Linked DNA regions of Homo sapiens: regions 1 and 3 are each linked to region 2. The links are chromatin contacts, found by Hi-C or POLR2A ChIA-PET in ENCODE. All regions are on one chromosome and are shown on one strand. Each heading gives the region's core, a stretch centred on a gene start or an enhancer-like site at or near the end of the contact. The rest is flanking DNA. Distances are from core to core; before and after follow the strand shown. Region 1 holds the start of FLJ32255 (a long non-coding RNA gene). Region 2 holds the start of SELENOP (selenoprotein P). Region 3 holds the start of ANXA2R-OT1 (ANXA2R overlapping transcript 1).

Region 1 (3,746 bases), core at 304-2,803, 180 kb after region 2:
GATCACGGATCAGCCAAGAAAAATACAGGTTTTCTTAAGCCTGAAGCCACTGACTTGAGGAGGGAGCGTGGGAGTAATGTCAGTAGCAGTTTTTTATTTCGTTTTCGTTTTTATTTTCTAGTCACTAGGCCACCAAAGAAAGTTCCACCCAACGGCCAGTCGATCCGTCGCAGCGACTCTCTTTTCCCTGAACGGAGGGTTTATGGCTGACACCTCCACTTGTTTCTCAGAGCCGGGGCTGACTGCCGGCTGCATCTTTGAATGGCGACCAAAAAAGACATGCATTTGTCTGGCAAAGTCGCTGGCGTTCGCCTGGTGCCCGCGCTTGCCGGGTCCTAGAGCAGCCAGATTTTCACACCAGCGAGTCCAGCGCCCAGCGCCACTCCGCCTTCGGATCACCGGTTTCTCACATCCGCAGCAGCACTGGCCTGACAGTTTTCCGGTTGCGACAGCGCTAGTTGAGCCAAACAAAACGTTTTCCTGCTTGCTCTGGGCGTCCCATTCTCCATCCGAGGCCTTCTAGTCCCGGTGTCACTGTCGCAGCACCTGGCGTTCGTTAGCTCTTTCACCAGCGGCGCGGAGCGGGCGGTTTTGCTGTCACGGCACATGTGGCACGGAGTTTCTCGGTGGCCGAAACCCTCTTTTTTCTCAGAGTCCAGTTTCTTGGTGACAGCGCTGTTGGTTGCGCCATAAGGAATGTTGTCCTTGACAACCCGCCGGCCGCAGTCATTCGCAAGCTCCAGGCACCGACATTTCGCAGAACTGAGGTCTCTCGGTCTCAGCACAGCTCGTTGCTCGATGCCTCCATTTTCTCGGGGCGACAGCACTCAGGTCGCCGATCTGAGGGATTCGGAGCTTCCCCAGCTGGGGTGAGCCTGGCGTTCCCGGGCGGCGGCGGCGGCGCTGGGCTAGGGGAGCCCGCCGCTCCTCCAAGCCGGTGACAGGGGAGCTGCCCGGGCGCCGTCTCTTCCCAGCGCCGCCGCAGAACCCGCAGAACAGCTCGACCTCCAGAACCCTGTGCTGTGGCGGCGGGGCTGGCGTGTCTGTCGCAGGACCCCGCAGATTCGTCTGTCGTTGGCTTGTTGGTCCTAACAAGTTTCGATTTCAGGGTGCCTGCGTTTCTTTTTCTTTTCTCTTCTTTTCCTTTTGTTTTGTTTTGAGACAGAGTCTCGCCGTGTCGCCCAGCCTGGAGTGCAGTGGCGCGATCTTGGCTCACTGCAACCTCCGCACCCCAGGTTCAAGGGATTCTACTGCCTCAGCCTCCTGAGTAGCTGGGATTACAGGCGCTCGCCACCACGCCCGGATAATTTTTGTATTTTTACTAGAGGCGGTGTTTCATCATATTGACCAGGCTGGTCTCGAACTCCTAACCTCAATAATCTGCCCGCCTCGGCCTCCCAAACTGCCAGGATTACAGCATGAGCCGCTGCGCCCAGCCGGTGACTACGATTTCTATCCCCTGGTTCAAGTCGGGGAATAGCCAAAATGTGATTTCTCAACCCAAGCAAGTACCCACTTAGGACAAACACCAGCCTAGCCCTGGCGGCGATTTCTAGGTCGTAGGAAGTCGATGTTTCGCCACAGAAAGGCTGAGTGACCCTGTGACTCATTTCCCAGCAACTCCGGGTTTCCTGTAGCCTAATCATAACAAACGCAGAGTTAGCCCTGCCTCAAGTTTCTTTTTTCTTTTTCTTTTTTTTTTTTTTTTTTTTTTTTTTTTTGAGACAGAGTTTCTTTCGTCCAGGCTAGAATGCAGTGGCGCCATCTCGGCGATCTCGGCTCACTGCAACCTCCACCTCCCGGGTTCAAGTGATTCTCCTGCCTCAGCCTCCCAAATAGCTGGGATTATAGGCGCCCGCCACCACACCCGGCTAATTTTTGTATTTTTAGTAGAGACGGGGTTTTGCCACATTAGCCAGACTGGTCTCAAACTCCCGACCTCAGATGATCCACCCGCCTTGGCCTCCCAAAGCCTCAAGTTTCTAAGTCGTGGCAAGTTCCGGCTTCCTACTAGTACGGCTTGCTTTAGCTGCGCAGGAGATGTTCAACTCCTGTAGAAATCTGTGTACCAGCGAATGCGATTCATTTAGGTTTAGCGATGACCAGTTTAGCAGTGCCTGGGAGCTCTTACACCAAGGCTAGCTGCGCAACATCAAGTCCCGCCTTAGCTATGTTGGTGTTTTTTAAACTCCCATGGAAGTCAGGAAATGCCGGCAAAAGCGATTTCTGGTTTACGAAGCTCGGTTTGACGATAGCAATTTCCGCCGAACGCGACTTTTTCCTCTTGTGGACCAAGTCGGGATATATCAGCTACTACGATTTTTTAGTCGTAAACAGGTTTAACCATGACTGGGTTTTGTTGGTTTCTTGTTGTTGTTGTTGTTTGTTTTTGTTTTTGTCCTAAGAAATGTAGACTTAGGTGTAACATGTACCGGTTTAGATCTAACAGGGATATCCTAATCACAGAATTGCTTCTTTTGGCAATACTTGTAATTTCTGCTTTGTAGGGTTGGTTCTCTCTAATTTTTGCTTATTTTTAAATGCTCTTTTTGTGTCTTTTGCTCTGAGAACAATGCTACCGGTAGTTTCCAGTGTGTTTGCTTTGCCTTTTTATTTGAATTTTAGAATTTATTATTTTAAAATTTTATCTTATTTAAATGTTATTCATTTTTCTTCTACTAATTTTGAGTATCACAGCTTCGTACTCCTTGACTTGCATTCTCTCAGGAGCTGGGGAGCCAAGCTCGGTCTCCGCTTCGGTGGTTTCAGGTCCCGGGTTCTGTCTGGCGGCTCTGCTTCTAATGCGGAGCTGGCGGTTTTGCAGCAACGCTTTTGCCAGTAGCGCCCACTGAGCGGTTTTTCAGTTGCTGCACCGTTCTTAGCGCCCAACGGAACGTTTCCCGTACGCGGAGTCCATAAGTTGTCTGTGTCGTCACTTTCTCGGTTCTGGCACCGCTAGTATCTCCTAGGAACTTCCTAAACCCGTTTTACGGTGCAGAACGGTAATTGCACCGAGCCTCTGTGCCAACTAGTACTTCCGTAATACCGTTAGCCGGCTCTTTTCCTGTCACAACACATTAAAACGTGTTAAAACACATTAAACGGATTAAACACATTAAACGGATTAAAACACATTAAAACGTCACAACACATTTAAACAGAGTCGGTCCATTCCTCCAGACAGTATGTTTCGGGATGGAAGCACCCCTCCTAAGAATCCGCAGTTTCTTTCTAGCAGCACCGTTATGGCGCCTAAACGGATATTTGTTTGGCAATACCAGCGCTATCCGCTAGGTGCCGGCGCTTGCTGAGTCTCAGCGCCGCCAGATTCTTGCTAGCGAGGTCCAGAGCAGTGCAGAGACCTAGCGGACAGTTTTCCGGTGGCAGCAATGCTCATTTCCCGGACACAGATGGTTTTTGGCCCCTGAAGAACTCTTTAATCCCTGCGTTTTGTAGCGCTCGTTCTCTGTAAGGTTTGCTTAGTATCCGTTTCATTTCGACTTCTTTTCTCGCTGTTTTTCTGTCGGAATTACGATTTGTTTTGTTTCTATGTGCTCTCTAGAATTTTACCGGTTTTCATTTGTCTACTAATTTTCGTGCATTCGTTACTATTGAGTTTCATAATATCTGGGTGCCCTCTGCCCACGAGCTCCGGAGAGCATAAATACCCAGGCTGATGGTAGTGCTAAAGGTTCTGCTTCATCTCGTCAATCAGCGCAAACGCTTATGTCCTCCTGCTCTGAGGC
Region 2 (3,496 bases), core at 50-2,549:
GGGATTACAGGCTCTCGCCACCACGTCCTGCTAATTTTTTTATTTTTAGTAGAGACGGGGTTTCACCATGTTGGCCAGGCTGGTCTTACACTCCTCACCTCGTGATCCGCCTGCCTTGGCCTCCCAAAGTGCTGGGATTACAAGCGTGAGCCACCGCGTCCAGCCCAGAGCACATATTGCAAGTAGCTGAATGGTGAATACAAATGAAAAGACTGTTTCACTCATTTCCCTCATTTAGGTTTATGATGAAAAAATAACCCATTGGCAGAGAGTTGTAGCTTAAGAGTTCACACTTTCGGATTTCTTCTGTCATTATAATCAACAGGCTGCTCAATTTTGTTTTCTTAAAATTATTTCTTACACCGTAAACCTTTGATAATTATAGTTGTCAGACAGCTATATAAAAATAATGAAGATAAATAACAAAATTGGGTTTCCTGGAAGCTGATCCAATAAGAATTGAAAAGTAGTTGTAAATTTCACTATGTCACCACTTTTCAATTGCGAAACTTAAATTTCATGGCCACATTCAGACCTACATTTATTTAAAATTACTCATTAAAAAGCAGGATATGTACAAACTTTCTCTGTCCTCCACCTCTGAACTTTAGGCCAGCATCTGAAAGCCCCTAATTCACCTGAATGCTCTCATTCACCATTTAAAATACAAAAGTTTGCATTTAATCACAGACCACCTAATTGTTGACATGGGTTTTAGCTTCTTTAAGGGTGACCACTTCTGCACTGTGGACTGAACCTACTGTACCCCATTCCACCACTTTTTCTTCTGAAACTGCTCACAATATCCCTGGACATTTCTACAACACTAGAATGAGCATATTTCAGTGTCTGCTCTTCAAATCCAAATGGCTGGGTTTTTTCCCTGTTTGTTCTTACTCTGCCCTTCAGTGGAAAATATTTAAATTTGAACATATAATACTGCCTATGTAACATCACAACAGATTATAGAATAAAAGGTTTGGATTTCTCCAGCTTCCTCTGCTCTCAGCTGTGCAGAAGACAGGGCAGAAATCAAGAACTGACAAATGTGCGCACTGGGAACTTCACCTACCACACCTAAGTTCAGACTCTTCTTATTCTTTTTCTCTTTTATTATTTTTATTTCCTCTATCCACCAGTTTTCTGAATCTATTCTATGGAAAAAAACAATTTATCAGACTCAAAAAATATTTACCAAACTTTAAAAGAATAAAGTATCAGAAAACACGAAGTTCCTACTTACACAACCACTTCCAACGGGCCTGCTTCCTTTCTCTTTGCTTTACTCTGGCAGCTCCACAAAGCCACAGCAGCACACTCTGATATTTATAGTCCTGTTGTTTACCTCACCCCTCAGGTATAGTCCAAAGTTCAATGTTCATTCTTGCAGTGACCTTGCAAGCAGAGCAAACCCCTGAGCTGATTGTTATCAACTTAAAAGAAAGTAGCAAGTGCTGCCATGCATAATATGGGGAAAACATTTTGACAATTACTAATTTATTCCCTATCCTTTTCAGTCACCCTAGAATCTAGGATTTAATGGTACAGTCGGGGGCGGGAGGAAGGGCTAAGGGTAAACAAGGCCTCCAAGTTGCCTTCTTTCCCAAACTATAACAGGGAAAAACATTTGCTGAGCCAGCGAATTATGCTGCTGCTTTAAAAAAAAAAAAAAAAGAGAGAGAGAAGCTTTTTTTTCCTTTTGTTTTGCTTCTTGCAGTGATGAGGTGCTAGCTTAGCCCACACAGTGTGACCTTTGTTAGAAAAGTCACCTGCTGTTACAAGTTACTCTGGTCTCCTGTTGTTACAGACTTACACGTCGATTGTGTTCTATGTTTATAACTTGAATTCATATGGGATTTCACAGGACCACTGCTCTTTTCTTGTTAATTTAAGGAAATAGAAAAATAGACTTCCTATCTGAGGGAAATCAGACCTCATTTTTATTGTCACTGAAGTCGTACTTCCTGGAAGACCTATGCATCCCCAGAATTTTTTGAGGATCGAATATAAAATCTTTACAAATGTGAATACCATAAAAATAAAAATTAAAGGTAGTAGTTGGACATGGAAAGAGTGTGGAAATTTCAAGATGTACAAATGAAATAGCTAATTCCTACTATTTCAGAAGAGGGTATTTTCTTTCTGGTAACGCTTGTAAGTTGGCATGCTCACTGTAGGTGAGGTAAGGAGCAATGTCAAATGATGTCATTCCTAGATAGCAATGGTTTTCGAGTAGGCCTTGCTTTTTTCATCAATTAATTTTTTTCCAAATAATCCCCCACTGATTGCTGTATGCTGAATACTGTTGTACAAGGTGCAGGAACTACAAAGAGACTCAGATGTTATCCTTCCTTTCAAGAAACTTCCTATCAAATTAGGAGGTTACCATTTGAAATCCAAGTTCTCTTTACTTGCCCTGAGCAGTTGTTACTTGCCTTTTGGGGTCCCATATCTCTTTGAGAATCCAGTTAAAATGCACATATACATAATCATTTTTTTAAAGAGTGTCATTAAAAAAATCTTTGTACAAAGCAGATATTCCTCCCTGTAGTTCATTTCCTTGACCAATTTAAGTAGTCATATTGAGGAAAGAGAGAGACCCTCTCATATTGTTTTATACTCAGTACCTGTTTTAAGGAAAAAAAAAAACAAGGATGTGAAATCAAAGACAGGCAGCCCGGTGCCAGGCCCAAACCAGGCCTGGGCCTGCCTGGCCTAAACCCAGTAGTTAAAAATCAATTCATAACTTCGAAACCGATGTTATTCATAGATTCCAGACATTGTACAGAAGAACACTGTGAAACTCCCTGCCCTGTTCTGTTTCTCTCTGACCACCGGTGCACGCAGCCCTTGTCATGTACCCCTTGCTTGCTCCAATCAATCACAACCCTTACATGTGAAATCTTTAGTATTGTGAGCCTTTAAAAGGGACAGAAATTGTGCACTCGGGGAGCTCGGATTTTAAGGCAGTGGCTTGCCCACGCTCCCAGCTGAATAAAGCCCTTCTTTCTACAACTCAGTGTCTGAAAGGTTTTGTCTGCAGCTCGTCCTGCTACATTTCTTGGTTCCCTGACCAGGAAACGAGGTAACTGATAGACATAGACGGCAGAGCTAACCCGTTAGGCGGCTTAGGCCTGTCCTGTGGAGCGTCCCTGCAGGGGACTCCAGTCAGCCTGAGTGACGCGATCCAAAGAACGCTCCCGGGTAGGAAATTGCCCCGGTGGAATGCCTTGCCAGAGCAGCGCATAGCAGGCCCCTGCAGAGGATTAACACGGTGGCTGAACACCGGAAAGAACTGGCACTTGGAGTCGCGACATCTGAAACTTGGTAAGACTAGTCTTTGGAACTTGCCCCACTCCATCTGAGTGGAAGTGTGGCCTGATCACCCACGGCGTGCCTGTATTGGCACTTTTGTTCTGGTTTTGACTTGGCTTGACTTGGTAAGACTAGTCTTTGGAACTTGCCCCACTCCATCTGAGTGGAAGTGTGGCCTGAT
Region 3 (3,717 bases), core at 602-3,101, 260 kb after region 2:
GCCAGCATAGCCAGGGCGAGACTATTGCGAATTCTAACTTGGTATGATTTAAAAATTCCAGACACTGCTAAATTTTTTTAAATTGCATTCTTCAGTACCTAGATTAATACAGGAGTTATAAACCGCACGCATGGCTATAATGGGGGCTCCTATTACGGAACAGGAATTTGCTACTACTAAAATTATGTAGGCATGGTTAAAGCCAGAATTGTTACAACCAGAAATCGCAAACTGGAATAACTCTCAACTTGCTACGGTAAGAAATAACTAAACTCTGACTTGGTCAGACTAAGAAATCAGGAGTTTGAGACCAGCCCAGGCAACATGGCGAAATCCTGTCTCTAGGAAGGATACAAAAAATTACCCGGGCGTGGTGGCGCGTGCCTGTGGTCCCAGCTACCCCGGAGGCTGGGGTGGGAGGATCGCTTCAGCCCGGGAGGCGGAGGTTGCAGTGAGCCGAGATCGCGGCACTGCACTCCAGCCTGGGCGACAGAGCCGGACCCCGTATCAAGAAAGAAAGAGAAAAGAAAAAGAACCAAAGAAAAAGAAAAGTCACCATCGCACGGTTAAGTCTGCCTTGCTACAGCTAAACAGTGACTTCCTAGGACCAAGAAATCGCAGCCAGGGCTAGACCGATGCCCTAAATCGGGACTTGCTTAGGCTGAGAAATCACATTTTGGCTAGTTATTTGGACAAGAGGTAGAAATAGCGGGCACCGCGAAATCGAAACTTGCTAGGACCAAGAAGCCAACGACGGGCGAAACCGCAGGGGCCTGCGATAGAGACGCCAGCGGCGCCGCCGGGGGACTGGGTTCAGGAGGCCGAGCAGGAACCCGTGCGTCGGCGCTCGCGGCGCTGTGAAGAGACGGCGTCCGCGCAGCTCCTCTGCCTCTGGCTCGGAGGAGCGGCGGGCTCCCCCGCCCAGCGCCGGCGTCGCCCGGGAACCCCAGACTCTGCGCAACTGGCTGCGATTCCAAATCCCTCAGATCGGCTACCAGAGCGCTGCCGCCACCGAGAAAATGGAGGCACCGAGGAACAAGATGTGCCGCGACCAAGAGAACTCGGCTTGGCGAAATGGCGGTGCTGGGACCCTAAGAGTGACGCCAGCCGGAGGAGTTCCCAAGGACAACATCCATTTTGGCGGAACCAACGGTGTTGTCACGCAGAAAATGTCGACCCTCGGAAAAGAGAGGTTCTGCGACCGAGAAATTCGGTGCAACAAGTGCTGTGACAGAAAACCCCCCGCTCGGCGCTGCTGGCGAAAGAGCCAACAAAACGCTGGGTGCTGCCACCGTGACACCGACTTTAGGACCCCGGCCTCGGATGGAGAAAGGAGGGTACGGAGCCACCACATAACTTCCTAATGTCTTCAAATAGCGAAAGTGCTAGCCGGAAACTGCCGGCTGGGTTTACCTATTGGTGCTCGTGTGGGACTAGCAGATTCGAGAAACCAGCGGGACTGGAACCTAGTACACTTCGGCAGTTGAGAAATGACTTACCAGGACAAATACTGCTTCTGGCTCGATGGTGCTGCCCATGAACATCCGCCGGCTCTGAGAAACGAGCTGCACTGTCAGTGAGAAACCGTGGGCACTGAGAAACGAGCGGACTGCAACTGATAACTGCCCACCCAGTGCCACTACGACAAAGTGCTGCTGGCACTACTCCCACCCTCCGTCCTCAAATCAGTCCCCTCCCGCCTAAGAAGACCTTTATTTTTCCTAGCGAAGTCATACTGAGGGCCCCATCAACCGATCCCTTGCGATGCGCATGGGAAAAGGAGGCAGTATAGGGACCGAGAATCGGGCGGATTGGGCTGGCCCTGGTAACAAAAGCCATCCGGGTCGCCAACCGTCTTCCACTGCAAGAAACAAACCTTCCAGTGGCTGGGCTCCGCCCTTCTCCTTGGTCAGAGCCCTCCAGGCTCCTAAGGGCGAAGCCGACACCTCATCCCTTTGGAACTTGAAGTTCTCAGTCCAAGACCTCCGTGGAGAGTGAAAGACTCAATGCCTCCTGACCGAGGCTTCAGGCCTGCCCCGGCAGCTAGGTACCTCTCCAGGGGATGGAACTCTGTGGGAACTGCTATTTAATTCTGATGGTTAACTCTGTCAGATGGCCTTGATATATGGGAATAATCGTTGCAGGAGGGTAGGGGAAATAAGAATCGCAAGACTCTAGCACAGGACGTGTGGATTGATGGTGAGGCCTTTGCTCCCTCTCCCCTTGAAATCCTCAAAGGGCAGTTCCCGATTTCTATCACCTTTGAAATTCATCCCTGATGTCTTCTCCATCTTTGGGAAGTGCAATGCAATTTCAAGCTCTTGAATCTTCCCTCTCCCACATTTGTCAAATATACTGACGCTACAAACTCCTTTCTTACAGGAAACCTGAAACTGCCATTGAGCAGAAGGAAAACATCCCTTTCCAGAACCTTTCTCGTTTTTCTAAAAATCTGCACTTTTGGAAGTGATCCCCCAAAGAGACCTCCAGACTCTACCATGAGTGTCTCCAGCTGAACTCATCGTGTCTAATCCTCACCCTAGCTTATCCTGTTCAAATCATTTCCATCTTTTTCTGGATGAACCTGGGCGGATGTCAGACCAGAGAAGAGCACAGAATGTACCAGAGAGGTAAGAAGACCCATTTTGGGCTCTCACTTCTCACCCACTCCCAAGATGGTCACCTCCAGTCTTCCCCCCTATACCTTACCCTTTCTTCAGCTAGCCAAAACCTGCCCTGGTACTTGAGGCTTCTTCAGTTGCCTTCTTTTGCAGGCAGTAGAATAAAGGAAAGAGGGCAGTGTCAATAGAAGAAAAGTTACAGCCACTTTATCTAATTGAAGATACTGTGCAGAGCCTTTGAAAAAACAAAATATCTCACCCACCATTCCTCTCTCCGTTTCCACCCTAGCTTCCTATTTTAGCAAAAATGGTGGGATCAGCACCTCTGGAGGGAAGGGGTCACTCTTCCAGGTTAGGAATGTGGACAGGAGTTATGGAGCTTACTTCCCTAAAGGAGGAGGCATTCTAGTTCCGGCATTCAGATTCTGTCTGATTCCAATATGGTGTTTGTGTGGGGTGGTCAGAGAAAGGGCAAGTCGGCAACTGTATATTCCTCAGCAAGAGACTATAAGACATTTGCATTTGGAAAATCAGGAGAGATGCTGATATGGTTTGGCTCCGTGTCCCCACCCAAATCTCACCTTGAATTGTAATAATCCCCATGTGTCAAGGGTGAGACCAGGTGGAGATAATTGAATCATGGGGTTGGTTTTCCCCATGCTGTTCTCGTGTTAGTGAGTGGGTCTCACGAGATCTGATAGTTTTATAATTGCCTGGCATTTTCCCCTGCTGGCACACATTCTCCTGCGGCCCTCTGAAGAGGTGCCTTCCATCACGATTGTAAGTTTCCTGAGGCCTCCCCAGCCATGCAGAGCTTTGAGTCAATTAAAACTTCTTTCTTTATAAATTACCCAGTCTTGGATATTTCTTCATAGCAGTGTGGGAACAGACTAATACAGATGTGGTAGAGTTGGGTGCTGGGTGGCAATGCTAAGTGTATGCAGGTTCTAGGCACCAGATCAAATCTGGAATGCAAACTGTGGGACACAAACCACAAATGATGCCCAGCCTTTAATACTTTCTTTCATTGTTTGTCATATAGAAGAAGAAACAAAGAATAAAGAAAAGCATTTTTTTTGAGACGGAGTCTCGCTCT

What was found. Hi-C counts contacts between places; a loop is a spot of excess contacts on that map. ChIA-PET counts read pairs that join two places held with the same protein, here RNA polymerase II (POLR2A). Pooled maps may share reads with other maps.
Region 1: a loop to region 2 is called in a pooled map, with 4 times the contacts of the local background. The contact joins the promoter of FLJ32255 here to the promoter of SELENOP in region 2. A Hi-C loop is called at or near these places in 5 of 50 pooled maps. POLR2A ChIA-PET finds 5 or more read pairs at or near these places in 3 of 52 experiments (BJ, HepG2 and activated T-cell).
Region 3: a loop to region 2 is called in a map of heart left ventricle, with 4 times the contacts of the local background. The contact joins the promoter of ANXA2R-OT1 here to the promoter of SELENOP in region 2. A Hi-C loop is called at or near these places in 1 of 168 maps with a recorded cell type or tissue (heart left ventricle) and 8 of 50 pooled maps. POLR2A ChIA-PET finds 5 or more read pairs at or near these places in 2 of 52 experiments (MCF 10A and Panc1).

Annotation. Positions count from the first base shown.
Region 1 is chr5:42,991,780-42,995,525 of GRCh38, forward strand. FLJ32255 (a long non-coding RNA gene) reads right to left here and starts at 1,554. Exons shown (of 2, transcript NR_104643.1): 1 at 1-1,554. LOC105374746 (a long non-coding RNA gene) reads left to right here and starts at 496. Exons shown (of 3, transcript XR_007058755.1): 1 at 496-3,468. RefSeq lists enhancers at 29-178, 519-728, 1,029-1,158, 1,428-1,722.
Region 2 is chr5:42,810,593-42,814,088 of GRCh38, forward strand. It overlaps SELENOP (selenoprotein P), which reads right to left and starts at 1,300. Exons shown (of 5, transcript NM_005410.4): 1 at 1,244-1,300. RefSeq lists an enhancer at 1,459-2,024.
Region 3 is chr5:43,065,588-43,069,304 of GRCh38, forward strand. ANXA2R-OT1 (ANXA2R overlapping transcript 1) reads right to left here and starts at 1,852. Exons shown (of 3, transcript NR_104651.1): 1 at 1,711-1,852; 2 at 1,500-1,570. It overlaps LOC100132356 (a long non-coding RNA gene), which reads right to left and starts at 1,384. Exons shown (of 1, transcript NR_034127.1): 1 at 1-1,384. LOC100506639 (a long non-coding RNA gene) reads left to right here and starts at 1,436. Exons shown (of 3, transcript NR_102752.1): 1 at 1,436-2,199; 2 at 2,383-2,630. RefSeq lists an enhancer at 1,064-1,463.